Linked DNA regions of Homo sapiens: region 2 is linked to region 1. A link is an interaction called in ENCODE POLR2A ChIA-PET data of the cell type or tissue named here. Cell type or tissue: GM12878. All regions are shown on one strand. Links, peaks and the distances in the headings refer to the core of each region. The heading gives the core; the rest is flanking DNA. Region 1 holds the start of ENOX1-AS2 (ENOX1 antisense RNA 2). Region 2 overlaps ENOX1 (ecto-NOX disulfide-thiol exchanger 1).

Region 1 (8,341 bases), core at 64-8,063:
TAAAAGAGCTGGCACTGACATAATTTGATTTAATCCTGTAAATATGCATGGAAGTCCCGATGTACATCATCTACTATGCTCTGCCTGCGTGATGCAAGGTGAATCAGGCACCATCCACTGTCCCTCTTGTTAAGGAGTCCACAACTGTGCTGGCAGGACAGACACGTATATAACTGATTATAATGTACTTGAGATAACTGGTATATCCCGGTGGTGGGAATAAGAGGCTTTGGCAGCACACGGAGTAAAGAGCGAGGATCCTGGAAGGCAACCTGCATGTAGGGAGAGTGGAAGCTCACCCGAGGAGGTGACATTTGAGCTGGTTGTAAAGGAAGAATAGGATCAGACCAGGCGAAGGAGAGGCATTCCAAGTGAAGAAAAAACAATTATCCACACATGCCAAGTTTTTCAGATTTGACTTTTAGAAGCGTTTTACTTCAAAAAGGTTTAAGTGTGCAATGTCTAACAAGAAGCAAAAATTACAATCTAGATTGTTTCTTTATGACTAGCCTGCTCTTCTCCCACGGATCCTAGCTGTTTAGGAAGTACAGGTAGTAAGAAGAGGATGTGAAGTACTTTGGTAGCCACAGAGAAAGTGAGAACGCTGCAGTAACTGAACTAAAGATTAGAATTAGCACTGTAGGCCTGTGAGTGGGGTCGGGGGAGCTACCAGTGAATTGAGGAAAAGCAAAAGTGTTTTAAGCAGACTGCAATAGCACCCCTTTTCAGTCTGCTTAAAACATAAGCCTTAACCTTCTTAAGAAAGAGTCTGCTAAAACACAGTCTGCCAGGCCTATCAACTACAGGGTCTGCGAGGAATTTGCTCTGAGCTGGGACCTGTTAGTCATCAGCAAGGAGAGCAAGGAGAGCGGATCATTTTCTTTCAATAATTTAATCACACTGGTGTGAGTGGAGGTGAAGGCTGAGCTGCAGGCTTCATATTCTACTTCTTTCACAGACGGCAAAGGAAGAGTAGAAAAGCAAGGTCCCCTGGGTGGACCTGGAGAGAGAAAAAAGTTCTGGGACATCCCTTGTCTTCAGCTGGGTTCTAGGAAAAGGCCAGGGGTGACAATAGCTCAAATGAAGATGGCCGGTAAATGGCTGAGAAGACCAAGAAGACAGACTGTGACCCGTTTCACAGTGCCTAACTAAACCAGAATTTCAAATTCTTAAGTTAGCTAGAAACATATTTCATTTATTCACATTTTAAAAAAATCAAGTTAATTCATTCATATTGGCATTTAAAAAACGTGTATAAGAGAGGTACAAAAACTGAATTGTGTTCATTGTTCACCTTTCTTTGAGTTCTACATACAGAGTCAAGTTGTAGGAGGGATGTATTCAGGAGGACAAGCCTTGGGGATTTCACTCTTTTATTATTCTCTGTATAAAAGAAGATGGTTTGTTGGATCCACGTGCCACCCGTACCTCTTCCCTGGGCATGTGGCCACGAGGCAGGGGGCAGAAGCTGCCCTGGGCTAGGGAGACCTGGGTTCTGGCTTCCAGTTCTGGGTCTGCCACTGACCCACTATGTGAACTCGGGCTGGTCACAGTTTTCTCAAGTAAGAATGAGAAGCAAGGACTGGACTGGACTCTTTTCCTGGCTGTTTTCTGCTCCAGTGCTTTCTGATTCTATAGAACAATACTATGTTCTAGAGAAATGTTTCCTTCTTTCTGGGTTTTTTTTTTTTTTTTGATACGGAGTCTTGCTTTGTTGCCCAGGCTGGGGCACAGTGGCACGATCTCGGCTCACTGCAAGCTCCACCTCCTGGGTTCACACCATTCTCCTGCCTCAGCCTCCCAAGTAGCTGGGACTACAGGCACCCACCACCACGCCTGGCTAATTTTTTGTATTTTTAGTAGAGATGGGGTTTCACCGTGTTAGCCAGGATGGTCTTGATCTCCTGACCTCGTGATCTGCCCGCCTTGGCCTCCCAAAGTGCTGGGATTACAGGTGTGAGCCACTGCCCCCGGCCCACTTTCTGGGTCTTATACATTTCTTTTTTTTAAAAAAGCCACTGCAATAACAACAATGTCCCATCTAGTGTTAAAACAGGGAACATGGTCCAGGACTGCAGAATGAGGAATGGCGCTCAGGTCTTTCCTGGCTTGGGGGTTCTGAATGGCGATTGAAGGGCATGGATCCTGCTCAGGTGGTTTTTGTTGGATCTCAATGACCCAACTTTTTCAAAGAGGGCATTTTTTAAAAGACTGTGTTTTACAACTTTTATGTGTGATGTACAACACCAGCATAATAGGACCATTACCAAGGGCACATGGAACAATCTTTCCTATTATTTTTACTGGCAGCTATCACCAAAAGCAAAAGAGCCTCCTGGGATGCAGGTCATCAGGCAGCCCCTTCCTGGGAGATAAGAAGAGATTCTGGGTGTGACGCAAGCAATTCAGCTAAGCTCTGGCTCCTCACTGAAATCTTCACAGACATAAACCTGGGAGTTCTGCAGGGTTTAATCAGTTCAGCCTTCCCTTTTCATTGCTTTCTTTCTGAAAGCTCCCACGAGGAAAACATCTCCAATCTGGGTAATAGCTAACCACACACTCAGAACTTTCCAGGTTCCACAGTAGTCTGTCTCCCTTCTTCCTAAATGCCAACCCACAAGAAAAGAAATCAAGGGAGGGAACAAATGTAAATACTGAGACAATGCAGGTATCTTTGAAACAAATGATCATCTTCCTTCTTGTGGGTTTGTCCTGTGCCTTGTTTTTTTTTTTTCATTAAGTGCCAAGACAATTTAATTTGTAAACTGCCATATAAAAATGGCCTCATTTTGGAATCTGCCTCCCTTTTGGAACCCAGGTCAGTTCCGTGGAATATTTGTGGAGTGACTACAGCATGCCAGACACTGTCTTAATGATGTCTGGGCTGAGAGAACAAAATGAGCCTGGACTCAGAAATTCTCCATCTCACTGCCTATTGCTCAGAGCTTTGTGGCCCAGATTACCAGAATTTTCAGTGGCAAGGATTTCCTTTTTTTTTTTCTTCTTAAACCTGAGTTTCTTGATGGTTGAATACATCCCAGTGGCTCCTTATCTTCTAGAATGCTTAAATGCCTACTGGGCTGATGGCTCTAACTCACCCGCTTGTTAACCTGCGTTGATCTCTCCTAACTGGCTACCTCTCTATGCCCTCCATGGCTATTCTGCCTTCTGGGCTTACCTTCTAGTCAAATACTTGGAATTCTCCTGTTTATAAGCCCCATCTAACTTCTGCCCAACCTTCAGCCTTGGCTTGCCAGTTTAATCTGTCTCTACTGTGATCCACATCCCCAAATCAGCTTGGTTCTCATGTGCCCCAAATTGTCCTTAACTCCCTCATCCAACAATCCCATATTCCTATTCCACAGTCTCCATGCCCATCCTGGGGGCACAGTACTCTTTGACTAAAGTTTAGAATGATAGTCTCTGGTCAGTCCTGTCCTACCAGTCAAACCCTAATCTCAATCCAGGTCTGGAAGCTGCGATAATCTTGAGTACAATACGAACTGGTAATCAGCAAGTGGGGTAGCTCAAACAGAATACTGGCAAATGAAATTTGCCTTAGAGGGCCATGAGAACATAGTGGCCTCTGATTAATACCAAAGAAAGAAAACATCTAGAATATTTCTTGAACACCTAGAGTAATGCCTGGTACAAAATAGGAGCTCAAAAAATTGGCAAATTATAGAAAGATGTCTTTTAAATAACACATTGCAAATGTTGAGGATATGACTGTCTATTGTAAGATTCTTCTGGATAAACTGTCTGATTCGTGTGTATATCCCAAGGGCCCAGCACAGTGCCTGACATATAGTAGGCTTGATAAATATTTGCTGAACTGAAATGACTTTGTTGAGAAAAGTATGTCGATGTCACTTGGTGGAGGATATCTACTTTTCCAGCAGTGTGGATGAGCAGGACATCTTAGGATGTCTAAACTAAAGGATCAGCTTGGTTGGGCCCCTAAATTTACATGCCAAGGTGTTCTTAAGGCACTAGAGTATGGAAGTCTATCAGATGGACAGGGACCACAATAGGAGAGGGGTAGGAACCCTGCAAGATAGTCTGTGCCCTGACTTACATTCCCTGTCTACTGGAATTCTCTGGACCTTTGGGTTTTATCCAGAATGCAGGAGATCTTTTTGACACCTTTTTCACTCATTCATATGCAAAAGCAGAAATCTGGGTCTGGCCAAGCATCTCTGATGCATACATGAAATGTACATGAGCATAAAACAGCCAGCTATAGCCCTTCTAATGGAGACCTTCATAGCTGCCATAACAGCTGATGGATTGGTGTAAGGCTAGTAGTTTTGAAGTTATATTTTGTATTTATTGTTGAAGCTATCAGAAATGTAGAGAACACTGAGGTCAATCAAGAGTATATGATTTTCCAAGTATATTAAAATGTGTTTGTGTTCCTTTCATACAAAACATAAAGCATCCATCTTTAAAATGTTCACAGCAATCAATGCCTTTAATTGAGCAGAAAAGCATATACAGATATAGAAATGTTTAGTCCTAGCCGTGGTTCCTGACAATCATCTTCAGAGATAAATTTCCACAATGGATGTTTCAATTAAGACAGTAATATTTATTGAAAGGTAAACCATAAATGTATAGCCACTGGAAACATTATTGAACAGAAGTAATTTATGCTGCAGCTGGTGCACTGCATTTTTGCACTGCTTTGATTTTATCAGCATTTGTCAATTAATCAACATGAACCTTGTAAAACATGTTCTCTTATTAGTTGGAACAGGCAATTGCTTGCAAACTTTGCAGGAGAGGTCATTTAATAATTTGCTAATTGTGCAAAGACAGATTTAAAATAAAAATAAAAAAGGTTAACTCTCATTACCATTGTACCTAAATAGGACTTTGTTTAAGCTTAGGCTTGCCAATTTAAATATTGTCAATGGTTTAATTTTTAAAAAAACTTCAAACGGCAAATAAAGATTAAGATGAAGATCAACTTAGCTCTAGGTTTTTAAAATTTAAGAGCATTTTTTGTTTGCATCTTTGCCATTTCAAAGAGTTACTAGCCTTGAGGCTATAGTTATAAGACAAATTGACTATATTTTATTGGGAGAAAAGTGAAGAGAAAAAAGAAAAAGCAAAAGAAACAGGAAATGCAGCAGCACAAAGAGCAATCCAGTAGTACAGTTCTTTTTTTTCTCCCCCTTTTTTGCCTCAACTCATTCTTCATTGATCTAGATGAGATGTCACCTCCCTACTTTTGACTGCTGGTTCATTTTCAGTTCAGTAAGTGAGAAAGAAGCTGAGTCAAGCCCTCTCTTTGGGTAATTCATGCATCAGCACACTCGCCAACTCTCCTGGCAACCAAGAAAGCACTTTAACTCAGAGCGGCATCGCCACCAACAAGCATTCTGCAGCCATCTAAAAGGACGCAACTGAGTTTAAAACGGGTAACATACCTTGGAGAGCAATTTCTACACTGGGGTCTGCAGGGCTGAATCGAGAAATCCGCACCATCTTAGAAGTGTAAGTGAAACTTAAAATGAAATGGCATGCCTTAAGGCATTTATAAGAGTAAGAATTTTGCACAGAGTTCACAGAGACAATGTTTGTTGAATGAAGATGGGCCTTGCCAGATACAGTCTAGGCAAAGTGCTTTGCTGCAGAGCTCCTTTTATAAGAGTTTAGAGGCCCAAGTTGCTCTCTGCCTGTTCAAACTGGCTTATCAATCCATTCCATTCCATTCTGTTCTCAGTTCTAAATAAGTCATTATTTCACGCACATTTCCCTAAGCAGACGCAAACACTGTTTTCCAGTGTGAGACTCCCTTGGGCAAATTAGGTTTCTTGGAAAAGGGTCAAGGAGCGATCAAACAAAATACCTCCTAGAAACAAGTGGTTTCAGGGGACATTGTGATTTATGCAGGCTACAAGTCAAATTTTAGACACTGGTTGGGCAGTAATGTTGAATCTGATAGGGCTAGTTATGGGGAGCAAAATCCTGCTACCTGCAGTTTCTTTTTAAGGTAATAATAAATGGGCGTATTTCTTATGGAAACAAAACTGATGATCATAAAACAATCAATAGAAAGTTTCCTTTTCTAATATTTTGAATTAAAAGGTGTTAAACAAATTTTAATTTCTTAATAAAATTGTAGTAAAGTAACTTTCATAAGGCAAAAGTTCATATCTTCTATTCTCACAGTCTTACCTAACAAACATGAAATACTTCTAAAATAGATACTTCTTATTGTTTTTTTTTTGTTTGTTTGAGTCACAGGGAGAAAAGTCCCTTTTATGTTCTTTTAATACTTGCTTTTATTAACCTCAGCTTCAGTTAGCTCACTTCCATATATCAAGATTCTTTCTACAACCGAAGAGACAAGAGGTAAATGCAAATGTGGGAAGGGAAGCTGCTTGGTAACACACTAGCTGCTCCCTGGCAGCAGTTATTTCTATCTAAAGCATATATACCATATTAAGAGGCCATAGTGAAAAATGAAAGGATGGAACGGCAGGTTTTCATTTGTTTTTAACATTTTAGAATGCTGTAAATAAGTTTGTGTGTTTCAATTCAAATGGTTCCATTACCTCGGAGGCCTTAATCATTTGTAATAGCAATTTCGGAAGCGTCCAAAGCTTGTGCTTAAGGAGTATTATTGGCATTCAATATAGTCATATGATATTAAGCAGATTTACAACGTTCTATGTGGTTATCCCTGATCATCTTTATTTAAAAGTAAGTTCTGGCTGATGAGGTGGCTTAGTATCCTCATGGATTTTGGCTTGTTAGCCGTCCCCTGCCAGAAAATCTGGCTCTGCTGGACACCCTCACACCTCTCCAAATAAACCTTAAATTTGCAAGGTGAAGTGGGGGGCAGCAGATGGCAGGAAGAGTTCAACTAAGAAAGAAGTTTACAAAGGCAGCTTTTTAAGAAAATGTACCTGGGGTTTTGGTTTTATTCAAGTACGACGAGGCCAACAGATCAGGAGGTGACTGTCATTGAGAGGATAGTTTGTCACAGTTCCAAGAAGAGCAGGCATGCCAGACCACACTGGGCTACCTGGGGAGGCACCAGGGTCAGTAGGAGGCAGAGGAAATACGGGGAAAATGTGGGGAAGGGCCTTTATTATGGTTTCCATGGAAAGAACAGGCAAGACAGAGTAAGCAGCTTTAGGATAGCTAATTTAAATAATTTCAGCAGGCTCTGTGGTATAGGGACGGTTCCTAGTTATGCAGTACCTGGCCCTGGAGTGATTCAGGGCAGGTAAATAGTGTTCTGGATTGCAGGAGCCTGATAAAAGGAAGCAGGTAGTGGCGTGGACTCAGGATTGGTTGGTTTGAATATCAAAGGCGAGCTCATGGGCAAGATGTTTGCTATCTCTAGGTATCAGCTGACCCAGGAAGGTTTAGCATCCCAAGTCCACAAGGCCCCAAGATGTCAAAGCACTGTAAAATACAGAAAATTTTTAAAAACAACAACATAATTAATAGAAGCCTGTCTGAAACACTGCTATAAGAAACATGAAAACAGAGCTTCTGAAACTTCACTGTCCACAGGGATCACCCGGGTATTTTGTTAAACTGCAGATTTTGATTCATTAAATCAGGTAAACGTTGAGACCTTGCATTTCTCATAAACTTCTTGGTGATGTTGGGACCACATTTTGAGTAGTTAGAAGTAAAAATATCATGAAGGGTCTTCTCTCTGGCTCATCTTCGGTCAGGAAAGGGGAAGGACCTTACATACCGAGTCTTACCTTGGACCAGACGCTGCAAGGCACTGAATATATATACTTGGTCTTATTTTGCTTTAAGAGCAAACTTTGCTAGTGGGAAAATTATCCCAATTTTATAGGTAAGGGAACTCAGGCTGGTTAAGTAACCTGCTCTAGGTCATTTAGTTAAAAGGTAGTAGATATAAATGTATCTGGCCTAAAAATCCATTTTTCTCCCACCACAATGTAAGTACACAGGGCACTCCTCTGATGGAAAATGAAAAGTCTGTTGGTAAAGGCTTCATAAAATATAAAGCCCATGAACTTCAATAGTGGCCCATTTACAACTTGACTTATGGAAAGAAGAGAAATCAGAATGGTACTTATTGTCTCACAATTAGAAATAAATGGTGTTTATTAATAAGTGATTATTTTATCATAGCCTTCACAAAACACTTTAAATGGGAGTCCCTATAAAACTAGTGTTTTTATTAAAAAAGATACGTACATGTACATGGTAAGATATATACAATAAAAAGTTAGTCTTGCTCCTAGTCTCCTACTTCTACTGCTCACAGGTAACTACTGTGAAGTTTGTATAGCCTTGCAGTACTGTTTCTATGCAAATAATAAACCTTTCTCATATA
Region 2 (8,341 bases), core at 119-8,118, 310 kb after region 1:
TGGTTTTTCCTAAAACAGTTTCTGAAATGTGAAACAGTATAATCACTAACCACATAAGAGAAACTCAGGGGCCTATTAAGAGTAATACGTCACCTTTCTTTTGGTCTTGATTCTTTTCAGTTGGTTTCTGCTTTTTTCCTTATCCAATTACGACCAGATTTCCTTAATAGGAATCTAGTCCTGACATTTCAGAGACATAAACTGATGTATTTCTTCTACGTATCTACGTGTGTGTGTATATATACATATGTATACACATATATATACATATATATGTATATAAATACACATATATATACATATATACGTATATAAATACACATATATACGTATATATGTATACGTATATGTATACATAAGTATACGTATATACGTATATACACATATATACATATGTATATATGTATACATTACACGTATGTATGTATATATACATATGTATATGTATATATGTGTGTACATACATGTGTATACATATGTATATATACACATATATACATATATACACACACACATATATACATATATACACATATATGCGTGTATGTATGTGTGTGTGTGTGTATATATATATATATTATTATTATTATTTATTTTTTTTTTTTACTGTCACCCAGGCTGGAGTGTGGTGGTGTGATCTCGGCTCACTGCAACCCCCACCTCCTGGGTTCAAGCAATTCTCCTGTCACAGCTTCCCAAGCAGCTGGGATTACAGGTGTGTGCCACTACGCCTGGCTAGTTTTTGTATTTTTAGCAGAGACGGGGTTTCACCATGTTGACTAGGTTGGTCTCGAACTCCTCTACTTGTATCTTTTAATTTTAGCAGCTTGTTTTTTTTTTTAGAGACAGGTTCTTCCTCTGCCACCCAGGCTAGAGTGCAGTGGCACAATCATAGCCCACTGCAGCCTCAAACTCCTGGGCTCAATAGATCTTCTTGCCTCAGTCTCCTGAGTAGCTGGGGTGACAGGTGCATGCCACCACACCCAGCTAATTTTTTAATTTTTTGTCACTATGTTGCCGAGTCTAGTTTCAAACTCCTGGTCTCAAGTGACCCTCCCACCATGGTCTTCCAAAGTGCTGGGATTCCATTCATATTTTGAGTGACTGGTCTTAGACTCCTGACTCTAAAATCTGCATATTAATGTATGCCTGTATAACTAAATCTGCTTCTGTTCTTATTGATCCTGCATCTGTAAATAAAATGCTGGCTTAACAATGCAGCATTTCCTGCTTGCTGCATTGATTCTCCACAATAGAAAACTCAGAGGTCACATGTTTCTCCATCCTTCAATTCACCAGAATTCTATCTGCTCAGGAGATTAAAAAAAAAAAAAAGATACCATTGTTATAAACTCCAGAACACAAAACACTTCTCCATTCCACACAGAAAAAAATCAATGCATGTTCCTCATTTCCTAATTGAAAGGATTTTTGGTTAAACATGAGCTTTTACAGCTTCCTCCACATCTCCATATGACCATCACTGTCAGAACCATCATCTTTGAGTATGAATGACATGCTATATGAAGGGCAGAGAGAAATAGACACCAGGAGAAAAACATACAGAAATAACATCAAAGAGTGAAATCTGGTCAAAATTCCCTAACCTGCTTCTTGTCTCTCCAGGTTGTGTCACAGTCATTCAGGAGGCCTCGGGCACTGCTTTGTTCAGGGGCTCATGTACCCGTGAAGCTCTAACACCTCTCACTCCTGCATGCTCTCTCTCTCTCACTCACTCTAAATAACCACTTGTGGGCCTTACATTTCTTTCCTATAAAAAATCTTTAATGTTTTTACAATTATAATACATGTTGACGGTATAAAATTAGAAAGCCCAATTAAGCCTAGATAAGCAAACTAAAATCATCATTAAATCTAGTACTCAGAGACTACCACTCCTAACATCTGGTACATATCCTCCCACACTTTTCTCCTCTGTTAAAACATTTTCAACAAAAATAAAATTATAAAATCATCCACAATTGTTTTCTAAGTTCTAAAATAGGTAAAATGGCAAGAATACATGTTGATTACTTTCTGGTATGATCTTAGCAAAACCAGTAAAGCATTAGAGATAATTGGACCTTAAGCCAAAGCCATAAAATAATTATGATGTGAGACCTGAACTATCTCCAGCCAGCCCATGGTTCATTACCAAGATGAGCAGAATTAACTAGCAAATAAAGAAATACCTTACTAACTAAAAATCAGAACACCATCCCTCAGCCAGGTCATATGAGACAGTCCAGTCCACAGACAAAGCTTTAAGCAGGCTATAAATATATGTGGTTGACACATTCGGGGTGACATAGTGGAAAAGAGTTGAGGCTGAATTGTTCCTGGTGAGAAGAACAAAAACTTAAGTGCCAGAGGTCCAAAGAAAAAGGCTGGGCATGGTGGCTCATGCCTGTAATCCCAGCACTTGGGAGGCCAAGGCAGGTGGATCACTTGAGCCCAGGAGTGTGAGACCAGCCTGGACACTATGGCAAAACCCCATCTCTACATGATATATAGAAATTAGCTACCTGTGGTGGCTCATGCCTGCAGTTCCAGCTACTCCTCAGGAGGCTGAGGTGGGAGAATCACCTGAGTCTTGCAGAGGGTCAAGGCCGCAGTGAACCGGGATCGTACCACTGCACTCCGGCCTGGGCGACAGAGCGAGACCCTGTCACAAGGAGAGAAGAGGGTTGAGGAGGGGTGAGGAGGGGAGGGGAGGGGAGGGGAAGGGGAGGGGAAGGGAGAGAGGGAAAGGAGAGGGGAGGGAAAGGAGAGGGGAGGGGAGGGGAGGCAGAGAGAGAGATGTGCATGAAGTGGAGATGCAACACACCACTGGCCATTTTTATGTGCATCCGTGTGTCTCATTGGACTGGGAGCTCTCAGCAGGTATCTTATTCCTCTCTTTTATCTCCAGTGCCTAGTACTTAGTAAGGATTTGCTCATTAGGGGCTATCCCAGAAGCAGTTGAGCTGAAATTGGACAGGCAGGAACAAGTCTGCATTATGCATGTTACAAAAAAGATGAAAATTACCTTCTCTAGTTATAACTGTCCCACTGTGATTTAGGCAAAAGCCATCCTGGATATGTCACAGGTAAATGTTTGTAAATAAGCAGGATATACTTGGGAGGCTGAGGTAAGAGGATCCTTTAAGCCCAGGGTTCCAACCCTGGACAACATAGTGAGACTGTGTCTCAACAACAACAAAAACAACAACAAAAAAAAAAAAAAAAAAAAAAGCTGGATAATTTTAGGGTTGTAAGCATCGTTAATCCAATTTCTTAACATAGACATATAATATTGATTTTCAAACTCCCAGCTGAATATTTTTCCCCTAAAACATACTGTTTCCAAGGTTAATGTGTGTTATGAAAGATAAAAATGTATGGGAGATAATTATACGAGAGACCTGATATGGTGGATTAATTGCAAAATGGCCCTCAATTCTCTGCTCCTCTTTGTATCCATTCCCTCTGATATCTGACTTTGCAACTCCTCCCATCAAGAGGTAGGGTCAATTTCCCCATCCCTTGAACCTGGATTGGCTTTGTGACTTGCTTTGAAAACAGGATACAGGGGGAGTGAAAGTGTGCCAGTTCTGAGACTAGGTCTCCAAAGGTCTTGTGAGCTTCTCCTCTCTCAGAATTCTGCCTACCACCAAGCTGGCCAGCTGGATGATGAGACACATGTGGTTGTGTGGCTTGGCCATCTCATCACTCCAGCTTTCAGTCAGCCAACCACCAGACATGTGAGTGAGGACACCCTCAACCAGCCGGCTCTGAGCCACTCTGTCATGTTAGCACAGATGCATGGCATTTCAGCAAAGAATTAGGGAAATGCAAATTAAAGCCATAGAGAGGTATCAATACACACCTATCAGAGTGGCTAAAATAAAAAATGACAACACCAAATGTTGGTCAGGATGCAGAGAAACAAAGCCATTTTACACTACAAGTGAGAATGTAAAATGGTACAACTGCGGAAAGCATTTTAAAAGTTTCTTATAACACTAAACACGCAATTACCTACTAGTACACTCTTGGTCATTTATCCCAAAAATGTATGACTTTTTTTTTCATCCAGCCAAATAAAAACCTATGTTCAAACAAAAACCTGTACAGGAATGTCCATCACAACTTTATTCACAGTAGTCAAAAACTGGAAACTGGAAACAACACAGAAGTCTCTCAACAGATTGGCCGGGTGCGGTGGGTCACGCCTGTAATCCCAGCACTTTGGGAGACCAAGGCAAGCAGATTACTTCAGGTCAGGAGTTCCAGACCAGCCTGGCCAACATGGTTGAAACCCAATCTCTACTAAAAATACAAAAATTACCCAGGTGTGGTGGTGTGTGCCTATAATCCCAGCTACTCAAGAGGCTGAGGCAGAAGAATTGCTTGAAGCTAGGAGGCAGAGGTTGCAGTGAGCCAAGATCACATCACTGCACTCCAGCCTGGGTGACAGAGTGAGACTCCTCTCAAAAAAAAACAAAAAAACAAAAAACAGATAAATGTTTAAAAACCTGGATTACTCCTCAGCAATAAAATGGAACAAATTATAAATACACACAATAACTTAGATAAATCTCCAGGTAGTTATGCTGAGAGGAAAAAAAAAGACAATCTCGAAAGGCTGAACACTGTGTTTATATAACATTCTTGACATGACAAAATTATAGAAATGGTGAACAGATCTGTTGCCAGTTCACAGACAGAGGAGGGACAAGAAGAGAGGAAGGTGGATGTGCATAGAAGGCCAGCATGAGGATCCCTGTTGGATGAAAGTGTCCTGTATCTATGTCAGTATCCTGACTGTGATATTGCACTACAGTTTTGTAAGATATGACTATTTGGAGAAATTAAGTACAAGGAATCTCTTTGCATTATTTCTTATAGCTGTGTAGGAATCTATATCTCAAAATAAGTTTAATTTAAACTAATTACCTGAATGGCTTTGGGCAGGTTACTAATCCTAAGCCCTGGTTTCCTTATCTGTAAAATGGGGGAAAATAGGACTTAATGAGGCTTAAATTAGACGATTAAATGATGTTTACAGTATTCTTAGTGCATGATTAGTATTCAATAAATGTTACTGTTGATATTTGTAGTAATAGTAACAACAGTCAATAAACATAGTCATAAATTCAAAATTTTATTTGTTAAAGTTCTACCAGATTTGGCAGGGATGGCAGCAAGGCAGACAGCAGTCTGAGCAAAGGAAAGGACGCTCTGTTTGCTCAAGGTCTAGAAAACCAAGAAAAACAGCTCTACCTTACAAACAGCTAGAGAATGAAACAGAAAGTTAAGTAAGTGAAAACCTGGCCCCTGGAACTGATAAGTTTCTTTTTTTTTTTTTTTTTTTGAGACTGAGTCTCTCTGTGTCACACAGGCTAGAGTGCAGTGGTGCCATCTTGGCTCACTGCAACCTCTGCCTCCTGGGTTCAAGCTGTTCCTGCCTGAGCCTCCTAAATAGCTGGGATTACAGGCGCCTGCCACCACGCCCGGCTAATTTTTTGTATTTTTAGTAGAGACACGGTTTCACCATGTTGGCCATGCTGATCTCAAACTCCTGACCTCAAGTGATCCACCTGCCTCAGCCTCCCAAAGTTCTGGGATTACAGATGTGAGCCACTGCTCCCAGCTGCTTGAACTGATCAGTTTCTATAAAGCTATGTAAGTAAACATATATCCAAAGAGTCATAGAACCTCGGAGTTAAATTAGAACTTAACTCACTGAACTTTTTCAACCCCTCATGCTATACTGAAACAGTCTCCACAATATCTGATAAAGTTGTTTTCTTAACTTCTAGTGATGAAGCCACTATCTTGCAGAGTAAAATATAATTGTTTAACTCTAAATCAGAGGATGACACTCTAAACTGCACATCAGAATCATTTGATAAACATTTTAAAAATAAGAGTTTAATGATTTTCAAAGGTATGACTTTTTTTCATCACCTTGGAAGATGTCTCTTCAGTGTGTAGATACAGGCAACAGTTAAAGATACTGTATTTACTTCTTGGATGATGTCTTAATCCAGCCAGACTACAGCATAATCAAGCTGCATCATATTAGGGCATATCCACCCACCCATCCATTCATTTAACAAGTAATTACTGAGCATCTTCTATGTGTTAAGACACCATGTTAGATGCTGGAGCTACAACTGTAAGCAAGAGTGGCATAGTCTCTGCCTTCATAAAATGTCTATCAAGAGAAGAAAATAACTGCTTCATTATCACAAAATTATGCACAATGGTGGAGATTAAAGAGGGGCTTTGGGAATACCTCATAGGATGCAGAAGCATCTACTTGTCTGAAAGGTTATCAACAATAAGACTCTCTTCCCTATAGGAATACACTGAGAAAATATAGACCAACTCTTTTTTCATTAGATAATGAAAAGAAACTCCTCATTTGTCTGCCATCATGAAAGAATATCCTGGTCTAAGTGCACTTTGTAGAAGGCTAGAATGTATCACCTTGTACTAAAGGTTTATTTAACATTTCTAAAACCAAGTCCTTCTAAAATGCAACATTAGGTACTGCCCTGAATCACTAAAATAGACAAATGATTGTAATTTATACTATTTTCAGTGCTCCTGGTAATCCTCATGAATGTTAGTACTATGTATTTATACCAGGAAGACACAGAACTCTCTGAGGGATGTAGAGGAACAGAACTCCCACTGCATGCTGTCCCCTGCCATCTGTCCATGCCCTCCCCCGAATGCCTGGAACCCAACGTGTGCATGTTTGCCCCACACTAAACATCCCTGGATCAGTGATGCATTCTGTTTTCTTTAGGGCCCGTTGACTCCATTAGCACTTGTCCACACTGCCCACCTCTGCCATCATCCCTCCCTTCTATCCTGCTCTCTTCAGCTAAATTGTTCTTCTCCTTGCATTTTATAAGCTGGAACATAAATAAAAATTTCCAAGGGAATCCAAACAACTGTCATCATATATAAAGTAAAAAGACTCTTTGCCCAAAACAAAGTTCACATGCACAGAATTTGTGGAAAATATTTTCAGTGGGACAAGAGGCACTGCACTTTCCTGACTTTATTCCAGGATCACAGATATTCCAAAAGCATTAAAGTGGAAAAAAAAAAAAAAAACAAGCAAACAAGCAAGCAGATGCCACCTGCCTGGCAATGAGCATTATGTCAATTATGATTAGGATTATACAGAATTTTCCCTAGAAGAAGCTCAAACATTTGTACTATTATCTCCCTTATTTTCCCTAAATTCCTGGGATATGAAAAAGGCAAGTACAATTATTATTATTTTGAGAGGGAAGCTGAGACCACCAAGATTCTAAGTGAGCTGCCCAAAGTCACAGAAAGAGGCCCAAAGGTCTTCCTGCCTTCCTGTCCTCATTCTCCTTCCAGGAAACAATGCTCCCGGAGCAGAGATGCCCACAAGATACCTAATTTTCCCCTCAGGTATAGAAAAATTGAGGCAAGAGAATGCAAATTCCTCAGCACTAAAACCAGTGAAAATTTTTAATAGACATTTTCAATCTGAAGGAAACCACCTTTATTTCATACAAAAACACATGGAACTACCTCAGACGATAAAGAAAATACCCTCATGTTTCTAAATTTGCCACATGGACTCATCACATTTCCAAACACCTTGAAATTACTTCAGATAAATGCAGTAACTCTCAGAGCACTTTTTATACAGAGAAAAAACACACTGTTCTGTGAGAGTATAAAAAACTACCTACACACTTCCACAGAAATGACTCTGCATTAGCATGTTACAAATATCAACTCCCTGCCCACTATCTCTGGATGTCTGCTCACTTTTCAGCATGAGACTAGATTGTTTTCAGAAGAATTTCATTTTGTTGGGAGAGCCTTTCCTTGCTCTTCAACTTGAGGGACTGTAGGTCCTCCTTCTTCGCCTCTGCATCTGCTGAATTTACTCAGGATTCTTGGAATATAACATTTTAAAGTGCTCACCATGTTCTTGCAGCTTTAAGCCAAATCTGTGTCTCCTTCCAGCTCCAATTAGTAAAATATTACAAACTTTTACAGGAAAGGAATTGGAAAGATCATTCCAAGTAGTCAGCTGTAGAACAGGAAGAGAAAGAGCAATAAAAAACAATAAAATAAAATAAAAGTGTGTCTCTGCTCTTCTCTAGGGTCATGCTGCCTCCTCCTACAAATATAATTAATGCATATTCTCCTTGTCTGCTTTTTCTAAACCATATGTCCTATAAAACTGGACTTACTGGTACAAGGAGAAGGGTAATGTTTAATGTGCATGGGTGTATCTGAGATGGATAGGGCTGCTGAGATATGTCTTGAGGGATAGCTCAGTGTTGGCAAAAGT

What was found. Peaks named below come from ENCODE experiments on the same cell type or tissue, not always from the same donor. Only the 100,000 strongest peaks of a DNase experiment are listed, where the experiment ranks them.
Region 2: POLR2A ChIA-PET joins it to region 1 with 5 read pairs; 2 of 35 experiments call an interaction of 5 or more read pairs at or near these places.

The regions. Positions count from the first base shown.
Region 1 is chr13:43,443,447-43,451,787 of GRCh38, forward strand. All of the region lies in intron 3 of ENOX1 (ecto-NOX disulfide-thiol exchanger 1), which reads right to left. It overlaps ENOX1-AS2 (ENOX1 antisense RNA 2), which reads left to right and starts at 5,406. Exons shown (of 4, transcript NR_120399.1): 1 at 5,406-5,502. In GM12878, for the core only: no CTCF peak of the experiment used is centred there; no DNase peak of the experiment used is centred there.
Region 2 is chr13:43,753,761-43,762,101 of GRCh38, forward strand. The region is part of intron 1 of ENOX1 (ecto-NOX disulfide-thiol exchanger 1); the gene reads right to left. Among named protein-coding and RNA genes, the nearest start is that of ENOX1, 29 kb to the right of the region's middle. In GM12878, for the core only: no CTCF peak of the experiment used is centred there; DNase peaks (open chromatin) are centred at 3,621 and 5,251.